2 separate regions of the Homo sapiens genome follow, and region 1 is linked to region 2. Evidence: chromatin loops called from intact Hi-C (ENCODE). Cell type or tissue: ovary. All regions are shown on one strand. Links, peaks and the distances in the headings refer to the core of each region. The heading gives the core; the rest is flanking DNA.

Region 1 (5,369 bases), core at 319-5,318, 860 kb after region 2:
TGGCACTCACCTCAGGGAGTCACCATTTCTACCATTTATTGAGCACCTACTCTGTGCCAGACACTAAGCAGAGGGCTGCAGACTCAGCACTCCAATCAACTCATCTCAACCACAACTCTTTGAGGCAGGGACTATTATTGTCCCCATTTTGCAGCTATGAAAGCAGAGGTCTCCAAGCTTACCAAGAATGTGACTCTACTGACTCCAGAAGTCTGTGCTCCACCGTGCCATTCCCAGCCATGGGCATGGCCTGAGGTCAGCTAAGAAGAAGGGAGCACAGTCACTGTTCTCAAAGACCTTATGAATTTGGGGTGTATATCTTTCAAAAAGAGAGACTATCTCAGATGTCACACAGGTATCTTGTATCTTATAGCTTAAAACACCACTTAAAAAGCAAAGCACAAAGCAGTGTGTTCACTATGCTACCACTGGTGCAAAAGGAAGGAAACGAACATATGTGTTTGCTTTAAAGTAAACACATTCAAAAGAAACTCTTCAGGATGTAGGAAATTGATAGCAGTGTCTAGCTAAGAGGGAGGGAATGGACAGATGGGGCAGAAGGAGCATTTCACTCGACAATCCTCTCATTTTATTTTTATTTTCAAATATGTAAATATATCCACTATTAAAAAAAATCAGAGTTTTTAATTAAAAAATTAAATGTCCGCTCATGAATTTTACAGAAAAGGAGCCTGAAGCTCAGAAGGAATGGCTTGGGGCTGCGACTCACAGCTGGCCAGCCAGAGACTCAGGACAGGCCCTACCCATCCATCCCCTCATTCCACAAGCATTGGCTTTCCACCCCAGTGTCCACTGGGTCTCACACATAGAAGGTCTCAGTTCCATTACCACCACCCTCATCACCTCCATTGTCAACACCTCAGCTATTTCCACCATGTCGATACAATCATGGCCCAACCTTTGTTAACGCCATCACCAACATCACCTTCACCACTACCTCTACCACCACCCTAACATTTCTAGCACCACCCTGCCCATCATGACCTCCAATTCCACCACCACTGCCATCATAACTGTCACCATCATCACCTGCATCACCTCCAGCATGCCAGTACGACCTTGGCCAAGAGTTTGTCATTGATGTGCCTAAGAGCGATAAGACAGAGGTGGACATTGAGCTGCAAAACAACAAGATGAGGAATGGAGAAAAATGTTCACAAAAGTTTTGAGCCAGTGCTTCTCTACCAACATACATATTCTAGATCCTGGCTTGGGATGGGGTGTCATGAAGATGAATGAGACAAGCCTCCCCGCTCGTTAAGGGAAGTCAATATAAAACAGTACGTGTAAAAGAAGGGAGAAGTAACGTTGGGTCTCTCCAGTGGGGAAGAAACTTCAGAAAAAAGAGCAAGCTTTCTTTCACTGCATTTGTTCAAGACCAGGTCTACACCACGTAAGCAATCTACTACATACGTGAGCTGTAGATTCTAAAGCAACACCGTCCACTGGAACTTTCTGCAGTGATGGAAATATCCCATGCCTGTACTGTCTGACACATGTGTGGCTACTGAGTACCTGAAATGCATCTAGTGCAACTAAAGAACTGAGTGTTTAAATTTTTTAAGTTTTTATTCATTTAAATTTAAATAGCCACATGTGTCTCATGGCTACTGCATCAGACAGGGCAGCCTTAAAGTTTCTAGAAGAATAAGAGTGAGAAATGCTGCCAACACGCAGTAGTCACTTGGCTGTCACCAGAGGAAGAGATTTCTGAGGATTGAGGCTAGTCAAAGATAGAATGTTAGCACTGAGGAACTTCTAGACATCAAGCCAAGATTGGGGTCAAGCTGACCTCACCCACCCAGGACAATCATGGACCATCTGATTTCCCCAGAAGCCCAGGACAGCGGTTACCCCTGAAATCACCACTGAACCAAGTTTGGGGTGGCCTGAATTGTCTTTGTTTGGGGCTGTTTGTTTTGAGTGGTGTCATTATTTTATTTTTAAATTACCTATAATGCGCCCTTTAAAAATTCCCTAATTACAGATAGGATAAATACATAATTGCAGACTTTTAAAAAGCACATATTATTTACTCAATACTCCGTAATTACGGTCTTTTCCATGAAATGTATTATTTCCTGGATGGTCCATAATCGCTCCTTTGCAGCCGGCTGGGGAAGGCCGAATTGTTCCTCAGATTCAGTTCATGGGTCACTGGTCCCATCCCATCAGGCAGTTTATGAGCCACTACCACTGGCTGTCAGAGCCCAGCAGGCCCTCGCCGCAGGAAACACTGGGCTTGGTTACTGTACAGGCAGCTCGCTACCACCATGAGCACTGGTCTGGCTGAAGTCGAGTGGGGTTTGGGGTTTGAGGTTGGGGCTCTCCTGTTTCTTTCACAGTTCTTCCAACGACAAGAGGAGTGGCTTGTTGGTCATGAGCTCAGGCTCAAGTTTGGCTGGCCTGGTGTGTATCCCTGCGCCATCTCTTGCTAACCCTGCAATCTTGGACAAGGGCCTTAGTTTGGGTTATACCAGAAGCAGCCCCTGAGCCCAGGATTTGGGTGAAGTGATCCCGGGAAGTCCAGATGAGAACAAATGAAAATCAGACAAGGAAGACAGAAAAGCCACACTAATATGCACTTGTGAGCAGGTTACTGCCACACACACCTCAAGAGACTGCCGAACACAGCTAGGAATTGTCCCCTAATGGTGAGGAAGCTGGGGTGTTTATCCATCAACTCCCCTCCCCCACTTCCTGAGGGTTGTCACTCTGGGCATTAACTTCCCGGCACGCCCAGGCCACCTTGCACACAAGCAAGTCAGCCACTGTCCACCATGGCTACAGGTGACCTCCAAGAAGGACCAAAGGGTTGTGGGTGGGGCACCAATAGTATATGCCAAAGCACATCACTTACTCTCCCCCTGCCTCAGCTCTCTCGTCTTCAAATGAATATAAAAATAATATCTGCCTCCTAGATCATAGTGGGAGAAAGTCAGTTTGAATAAATAGAAGTTGTTATTTATGTGCACCACCACAGATAAGGACTTAGTTCAGCTCCTGGACGCTCTTACCCAGGCCTCCATCTGAGCCACCTTTCGCAGACTAGATGGCAGCCAGCACCAGACCAGAGAGGCTTTCAGGACTAGCCAAAAACTTGTATCAGGCCCTGCAGAGCAGAGCCTGGTATGATAGCAGATTCTTTGCTATGTGGCTGTGTCCCCACACCCCGTTACCCTGAGTCAGACATTACTAGGTGATTCACCATCCCACCCCCTCTTCCTCACTGCGGACCTCCAAGTTAGTCCAAGTACGAGTGGTTTCAGGAGGATGAAGCTTGGCCAGACTCGGGCAATCACAGTAATTCCATTCTCTTCTCCCCCAAGTAGTTAACCTAGGCATTTGACCCCTTTCCAGCCAATGAGGTGTCAAGAACACCACTGGAGAAAGTTTTTCTCTCCCCAAAAAGAAGAGATATTCTGTCTTCTGGCTCTGGACAGTGATGCTTGGTTCAGCTGCAATTTTCTTGAATGAGGAAGGCATAAAACTGAGGACAAAATCAACACATTGACAGTGGCAAAGTAGACAATGGAAAAAAAATCGATACCTTGTTTATATCACTGAACCCCAAAATTGATGAGCCTTGGAACAATCCCAACTCTGGTATAAATAGACAGCCAACACTAACATAGCATTTCCCCTGCGCCAGGCACTGTTCTAAGCATTTTGCATTTGGCAACCCATTTAATCCTCACCAGAGCCAAGTGAGCAAGGTACTATTGCTAGTCCCTTTTATAGATGTGAAAACTGAGGCCCAGAGAGGTTAATTAACTGGCCCAAGGTGATACAGCTAGCAATGATTTCACCTCAGGCAGTCTGGCTTTGAGCTCTAAGCTCTGCCTTAATCACTAAACTCTACTATCACTCTACTGTTCTTGTAACGTGCAAAATTAAACCTCCTTTTTATTTAAGTCATTCCAACTCGGTTTTTCCATTACATGCAGCTGGAAGTATCTTAATTGATACACCTTATTGAGATGAGCCACAAAACAGAATTTAAAATTAAAGGGGTCTGTAAAAGTCTCAAGCGTGCATCAAGAAAGTGGCATCCAGGAGCCCATGTCTCACTCCACTGGCAGAACCTTCCCCTTGTGATGTTAACATGCATGACCAGCCAGCTGTACTATGAGCCAAAACCTGTGCTCAGCATTTATGTAGACCATCTCATTTAATCCTCCAGCCAACCCTGCAAGGCAGGCACTGCCTCCCTAGCTTACAAATTAGGAGGTCATAATATTACTATCTAGTGTGTATTGAACTTTACTCTGTGCCAGCCTCCAGGCTAAGCACTTTCACGCCTTTCTCACCTAAACTTCACAACAATCCAATAAGGGCACCATCATCTTACAGATGAAGAAATCAAGGTTCAGAGAAGCTAAGTATCATGAGCAAGGTCACGAGATGATAGGGAGGGCAACTCGTTCCATCCTGCACACATGGACGTGTCCACACACAGCACATTGGCCCAGCCTTGTGCTATGGAGGAAGCAGAGACAGATGAGCCAAACCCACTCCATCTCCTTGCCCCAGCCATGAAGGGTAACACTCACCGTAAGCTGAAGCTGGCTGCCTCCTGCCTCAGCCCAGGGGTAGATGACCAGCTACCTGCCCACTCTTCCCCTGCAAGATGGCATTCCTGGAGCCCTGCCCATAAGCCTCCAATGACCAGCCATGAGTTAGGTGACTCCCACGACCAGACGTGCCTATTTCCTTGTGGTGCTGATGGCGGCCAGGCAGCACTGATAATGATCTCTCCTCTGCAGGGAGGTGAGCCGTGAACACCTCGCCAAATATCTTCCAGAAGTCCCCGGAGGGGTGCTGGGCAAGGAGGTTCTGCCTTCTCTCTGCATAAGTAAGAACAGGGCCAGGGGTCTCTAAGACCCCTCCCAGAGCTAACTGTCTGTGGGTGTGTGAACCCTGCACAGGGACAATCCAGCTCCAAGTCCCATTTCCAAATAAGCCCAGCCACTGAAGGCCCTCCTGACAATGAGGGGTGTGGGCTCTGGTGTAAGAGGCTGAGGTGCTGCCAGAGGGGCCAGCGTGGGGCATCAGGGGACCTGGGTTCATGCACCACAGCCACTCGCTCACTCACTGTGACCTTGAACCCCTATTAGGGCCTCCAAACACCTCAGTGTTGGACCAAATGGGTGTCGACGTTTAGTATAATATGAGATTGGTCTCCACAAACCCCCACGTAGAAGTACAGTGAACATAGCAGAACCCAAGCTGAAGCTGGGGGTAGGGGCAGCAGAGCCTCAGGGTCCATCCTCAGTCCCTCCACTCCCCTGAAACCCCTCATGTTCCTGGGGAGACTTTGGAGGAATACATCACCTCTGCCCTGTGTG
Region 2 (5,369 bases), core at 51-5,050:
GGTCCCTGGGAGGAGGTAATGACAAAGTTTGCCAGGTAAGGAGGGGCGGGGAGACGCATTCTGTCACTGTCCACACGGTGAAGTGCAAATCCCCGTCAACCATGGCAAGGCCCTTTCTTAACAGAAGTGAGAATTTTGTGAGTTGAGGTGAGACCCACATTACATCCTGGGGGTCTGGAGTAGGGAGCCTCACCTATCCTGGAGGTAAAAATGCTCCAGTAGACTCCAAAGGAGAGTCCCAGCTAGAAGGGGCCTCAATGCACAGAGGGCAGAGAGACAAGGACTCGTCAGGGTCAGGAAGCTGATGAGTGGCAGAGATGGGCAGTGGGTATCCTCTCCCTTACCAGGGCCCTTCCAGTGCCCGGTGCTGCCCCAGGGGTTTCATCCAACTCCAACCCTAGAAAGCCAGGGAGCAGTGGTAGGCGGGAAAGGCACGTTGTGATGGCCACTCAGGTCCCTGGCCACTGGGCACAGCTCAGAAACAGAGGGAGAGGCACTTCTCATTCCCAGAATAAGAGTCTCATTCTGAAAAGGTTTGGGCTTTTGCTTCCTGAAAAAGAGGTTCTCAGGGGCATCTCTTGGGCTGAAGCCTGTTGCCTGCTGCTGGTAATCCTAACAAGCGTGTTTATTGGGCTCTGGAGATCACAAGCTGCCTTCCTCTGTCTCCCCTCCTGGTGGCCATGGGAGGCGGGCACCCTCTGCCCATTTTTCAGATGAGGAGGCAGGCCCAGAGAGCCATGGAAGGCCTCTCATCCCAGGTCACTCTTTCTGGGTCTGGTGCAGGCCAGACGGCACCTGAGTGCCAGGCAGGAGTCAGGGTGGGGCGTTATGCGGGCTGAGGCCTCTGCCCACTCTGCCCAATGGCATGTGCAAATGGCAGGTGGGAACTCAACTGCGGGCCTGGCGTCACGCTGGGCATGTTGGCCCCTTGACCCCCACCCCCAGCTTGAGGAGGCTACATCCGAGCCCTGGTGACTGGTGCTGAGCCCCCAGAACCAGCCTGCCCAGGTGCTGCAGGGTTGCAGAGGAGGGTGCCAGCAGCCAGGCTGTGGTTTTGTGCTTGGCTAACTCTTGGCTTCTGAGCAATGAAGTGGAGAGAGAAGAGACACAGTAAGAACATGGTGCCCACCCACTCAGCCCTGCCACCACAGGCAGCAGGCAGCCTCTGGGGCCACCACAGGACCTGTGGCCCTCAGAGCACAGGCCGGGATCTACATGGCACGGCACCAGAATGCGGAGCGGGCAGCGTCCGGCAGAGCCAAGGGCCCCTGGCAAGCACTAGCTCCTGCCACCTTCAAGGTGAAGAAAGGAGACCCAGGGGCCTGTGCAGGTTCAGGCCAGAGTGAGCCGGCCTGGATTATCCCTACCAACCCACCCTCCTGCTGCCTCATTCCCCCACCCCCACCCCACCACCCTGGAAAGCAGGACTTCCCTCTTTGTGCCTCTGCAAGTCACAAGAATCCCAGTTCAATCATCAACGGCCAGCCCAGCCGCTGACCCTAGGATTCTGGAGTTGCTTGACTCAGGCAGCTATGTTCTTGGAGAGAGGTCAACAAAATAGGGAAACTGAGGCTCAAAGAGGGCAAAGGACCTGCCTGTGTTCATACGGCAGGATTGGAGGCACAAGGATACAGAACGTTAGAGCAGACAGTCAAGCAGTCCCAACACCTGCATCTTATTGATGGGGTAAGCTGAGGCTCAGGGATGGGAAAGAGCCTGTCCGAAGTGACTTTGAATTAATAAGAACCTCAGCATGGCCATCTTGGGTTGATCCCGTGTGGCCAAGATAGAGCTGCCCTCTTTGACCCCAACCTCAAGTTCAGGAAGTTGCAACACTTCCTTGTTTCCATAGTAACCAACTACTGCTCCAGGAATACACTGAAATGTTTTTGTTCCCTCCTCTGTGCTGGCCCTGGGCCAGGCTGTGAGGACACAGAACAGAAAGAGGAGGTGTGAAGGAAGGCACAGACCCAGCCCCACGCAGTTGATCCCTTGCAATAGAGTGTGGGAGGGAGAGGAGTAGAATTTTCAGTGGAGAAGAAATCCTCAGTGCCTGAGAGTGTCAGGGGAGAGAGTTCAAAGATGGCAGCTTTTGAGCTGGGCTCTTAAGGATGGGTAGGAGTTCACCTGACTGAAGAGTGGAGGTGGAGGACTTAGCATATGCAAAGGCCTCGGGATAGAGGATGACTAACATGTTGGGAAACTATGGTGCATAGAGTGGAGTGTATGAACATGCAGGGGATGAATGCCAGGGAATCAGCCAGAGGGGAGGAGAGAGACCAAATGCAGAATATCAGAATTCCAAGGGTAGACAAGGGTATCAGGAAGACCCACTATGCCTCTATTTTTCCAACTGTTAAAAGGCCACCTTATGACAGAGTGGCTGAGGCACAGGAATTGACAAGCACAAAAGGAGAAGGGCTCAGACTCCCAGGACACAGCAACTTGAGCCAGTTCTCTAGCTCAGCCTGTTTCACGGAGGTGGACAGGCATTCCCAGTGGGCTCCTGGCCACAGCCTCAGTCAATCTTTAAAATACATTCAGGATCCGACCTTGTTTCACTACCTCCACTGAACACTCTGGTCCAAGCCGCCAGCATCCTTTCCTGGGTTCCTGTAAATGCTGCCCAGATGGTCTCCTTGTGGCCACCCTTGTCCCTTCAGTCTATTCTCGGCTCATCAGCCAGAGATCTTAGAGGGACACATCTGATAGCCTCAGTCCTTTACTTAAAATCCTTCAGTGGCTTCCAAATCACTGAGCATGAAGTCAGAAGCCCTTCCTGTACTTGATAAGGCTCTCTGTCCCTTATCACCTGGTCCCTGATCACTCTGTTGACTTCCTCCCCACTCTCTCCTTCCCTCACTCCATCTAGCCACACTGGCCTCCCTGCTTTTCCCAGACCACGCCAAACAAGCATCTGCCACAGGGCCTTTGCACATGCTGTTCCCACTGCCTGGAGAGCTCTTCTCCCAAATGTTCATGGAGTTCACTTCCCTGTCTCCCTGAGGTATGTGCTCAAATGCAGCCTCTTCAGAGAAGCCTTCCCTGACCACACCACCTAAAGAAGCCCCATCACCCACTCATGTCCCTATATCACCTTATCCTGGTTTATTTTTCTTCAAAGCACTGATTATAACTCAGGCATGATGTCATGCATTAAGTTGTTGACCTGCTGACTGTCTCGCCTACTAGAATGTAAGCAGGGCCCCTGTCAAATTCACCAATGTATCCCCAGGGCCTGGAAGAGTGCCTGGCACATGGAAGGTGCTTGATAAACTTGACAAAGGAATACATGAATCCACCTTCCTTGGGTAGCTGGGCGAGGGGAGGCACAAAAGGACCCCAGACTCTGCCCTCCCCAGGGCCAGAGTGCTGGGGACTCAAGCCCAGCCAGGAAGCCTTGTTCTCAGGCTGGCACGAGGCCCCACCAGCAGGACCCTCCCAGCCCATTCAGTGCATGGGCTCCCCAGAACTGGAAGTGACGCAGGGCCTGGCAGAGGTCTAGAGGAGCCCTGAGGGAAAAGTAGCAGTTGCTACTCTGCCCATTGTCCCCCATCGTCCTTCACTCCACACAAAGCCTGGGAAGGCCAAGGACAGCCTCGGGCGCAAAGGGTGAAAGTAGGGGGAGACCAAGCCAGTGAGGCTGGGAGGACATGGGATCCTGCCTGCAGCTCTGCAGCTGGATTCCTTCCCTCTCTGGCCTCAGGGCTCTAATCTGGGAAATGGGATGAGAAGGGCATTAAGTAGACTGGCTGCCCAGGTCCCTCCTGCTCCAATAGTTTGGGCATCTTTGGGTCTTAGGGGCCTGGAAGGGATCACACCAGGCTGCATCTCAGACCATAAATTCAAGCCATGGTCTAGGCCACCAAATGAGCCTGATGAGCCAAAAAGCTGGGCGTGGGGTCTCAGGTGGGCTCCTGAGGACCCTGTTGCCACCCAAGGCGGAATGCAAGGCAGCCCCATATAAGCCAGGAAGTGAGAGAAAGTGTCCTGCTATAGGGCAGCGGCCCCCAGGCTGGAGGAGCCAGCTGTCTTACCAAGACCATAGGCACCGAGTGCCTGCCCCCAGGACGAGTGTTTCTGGTGGGCACAGCCAGAGCCGAAAGGCCCAGCCGCTTTGCAAAATGAGGAAGGTGAGTCCCAGGCCAGGCCAGTGCCACTGCCACAGCCATGGAGGCACCTCTCCTGTGCCTTACTCCAGCAAAGGGTTTCTGTGGAGTAACAGGCAGGGCTGGGCACTGGCTAGATGGTGGGAACACCTGGATTTTAGCTCCAGCTCTGCCAGGGACTTGTCGTGTGACCTCGTCCCCTCTGGGGTTTGACTCAGCATCTAAATGAGAAGGTTGGCCTGGATGGTCTCCAGGGCCTTTCTGTGCTGCCATTACCATCATTGCACATGGTAATGAAACATTACACTCCCCGATGCAGTGATACTGGACAGCATGCAACGTGCTGGCCTTCCCCTTGGACTCGTGCGACAGCCCCCAGCGATGCTGGCAGGAGGAGGCCAGAAGTTCTGTCTCTAAATCCAGCGCTCCTTGCACAGAGCCCAGGTCTCAGGGGCCTGTAGACACTTAGGCAAGATGCGCCTAAGTGGCAGGGGGCAGGGCCAGGCAGAGAGGAGCTCAGTAAGGAGCTGGGTGCTGGTCCACAGGGGAGGAAGCACTATTCACAGCCCCTGGCTACCTCCAGTGAGGGGGCTCTGGCTGCAGTGGCAGGCGAGCATGCTGCAAGAGGCTAGGAAGACAGACGGCCTTCTCAGCCTCCTGGAATGTCTGACCCTGCTTGAAAAGCAGAAGCCAGACCACTTTCTTCCCCTAGGGCCCCAGTGAGCCACTGTTGTGGCCTCCCCAGCCTACTGCCACGTCTTACAACCTGGGCTAAGCTATTTTCAGGTCAGGTCTCAGGTCTCCAAGCTGCCCAGACTCTTACCAGAGGCAGAGATAATAAGGCCCAGGGGATATAAGAAGGCCACCTCCCCAGGAAGCCCATTCTGCCTTCTCCAGCCTTAGACTCAGCCCAGAGAGAAGTCTCCGAGGATACAATCTCTGAGGCAGAGAATGGAAGAGACTTCCTGAGGACCAATTCACCACATTCTGCAAGGTCCTGAGAAGAGAACTAGGGGAGAGGTATCCTTCTGGGCTCCATACGATGTGGAACTTTCTAGACAGAGGGAGCTGCTGGGGAGGCAGGGAGCAGCCTGTCCGTGGAGGCATGCAAGCCCACATGGGAAGGTGCTCTATGGGGATAGCGTAGATGGGGCATAAGTCATCCGTATGACAGGCATCAGATGAGATGGGCGCCAAGGTCCCTAATGGTCTTGGGAATCAAAGGTGCCAAGAATACCAGAAATAGGAGCATCCAGAGCC

Evidence for each region. Hi-C counts contacts between places; a loop is a spot of excess contacts. Peaks named below come from ENCODE experiments on the same cell type or tissue, not always from the same donor. Only the 100,000 strongest peaks of a DNase experiment are listed, where the experiment ranks them.
Region 1: a loop joins it to region 2, with 2.5 times the contacts of the local background. A loop is called at or near these places in 7 of 110 quality-filtered maps.

What each region holds. Positions count from the first base shown.
Region 1 is chr10:78,222,661-78,228,029 of GRCh38, reverse strand. No RefSeq gene overlaps it. Among named protein-coding and RNA genes, the nearest start is that of LINC00856, 23 kb to the left of the region's middle. In ovary, for the core only: no CTCF peak of the experiment used is centred there; no DNase peak of the experiment used is centred there.
Region 2 is chr10:79,080,906-79,086,274 of GRCh38, reverse strand. The region is part of intron 1 of ZMIZ1 (zinc finger MIZ-type containing 1); the gene reads right to left. Among named protein-coding and RNA genes, the nearest start is that of ZMIZ1, 15 kb to the right of the region's middle. RefSeq lists a silencer at 940-1,009, enhancers at 1,734-1,853, 1,356-1,925, 1,926-2,497 and a cis regulatory region at 1,630-2,130. In ovary, for the core only: no CTCF peak of the experiment used is centred there; a DNase peak (open chromatin) is centred at 1,934; H3K27ac peaks cover 4,922 bases.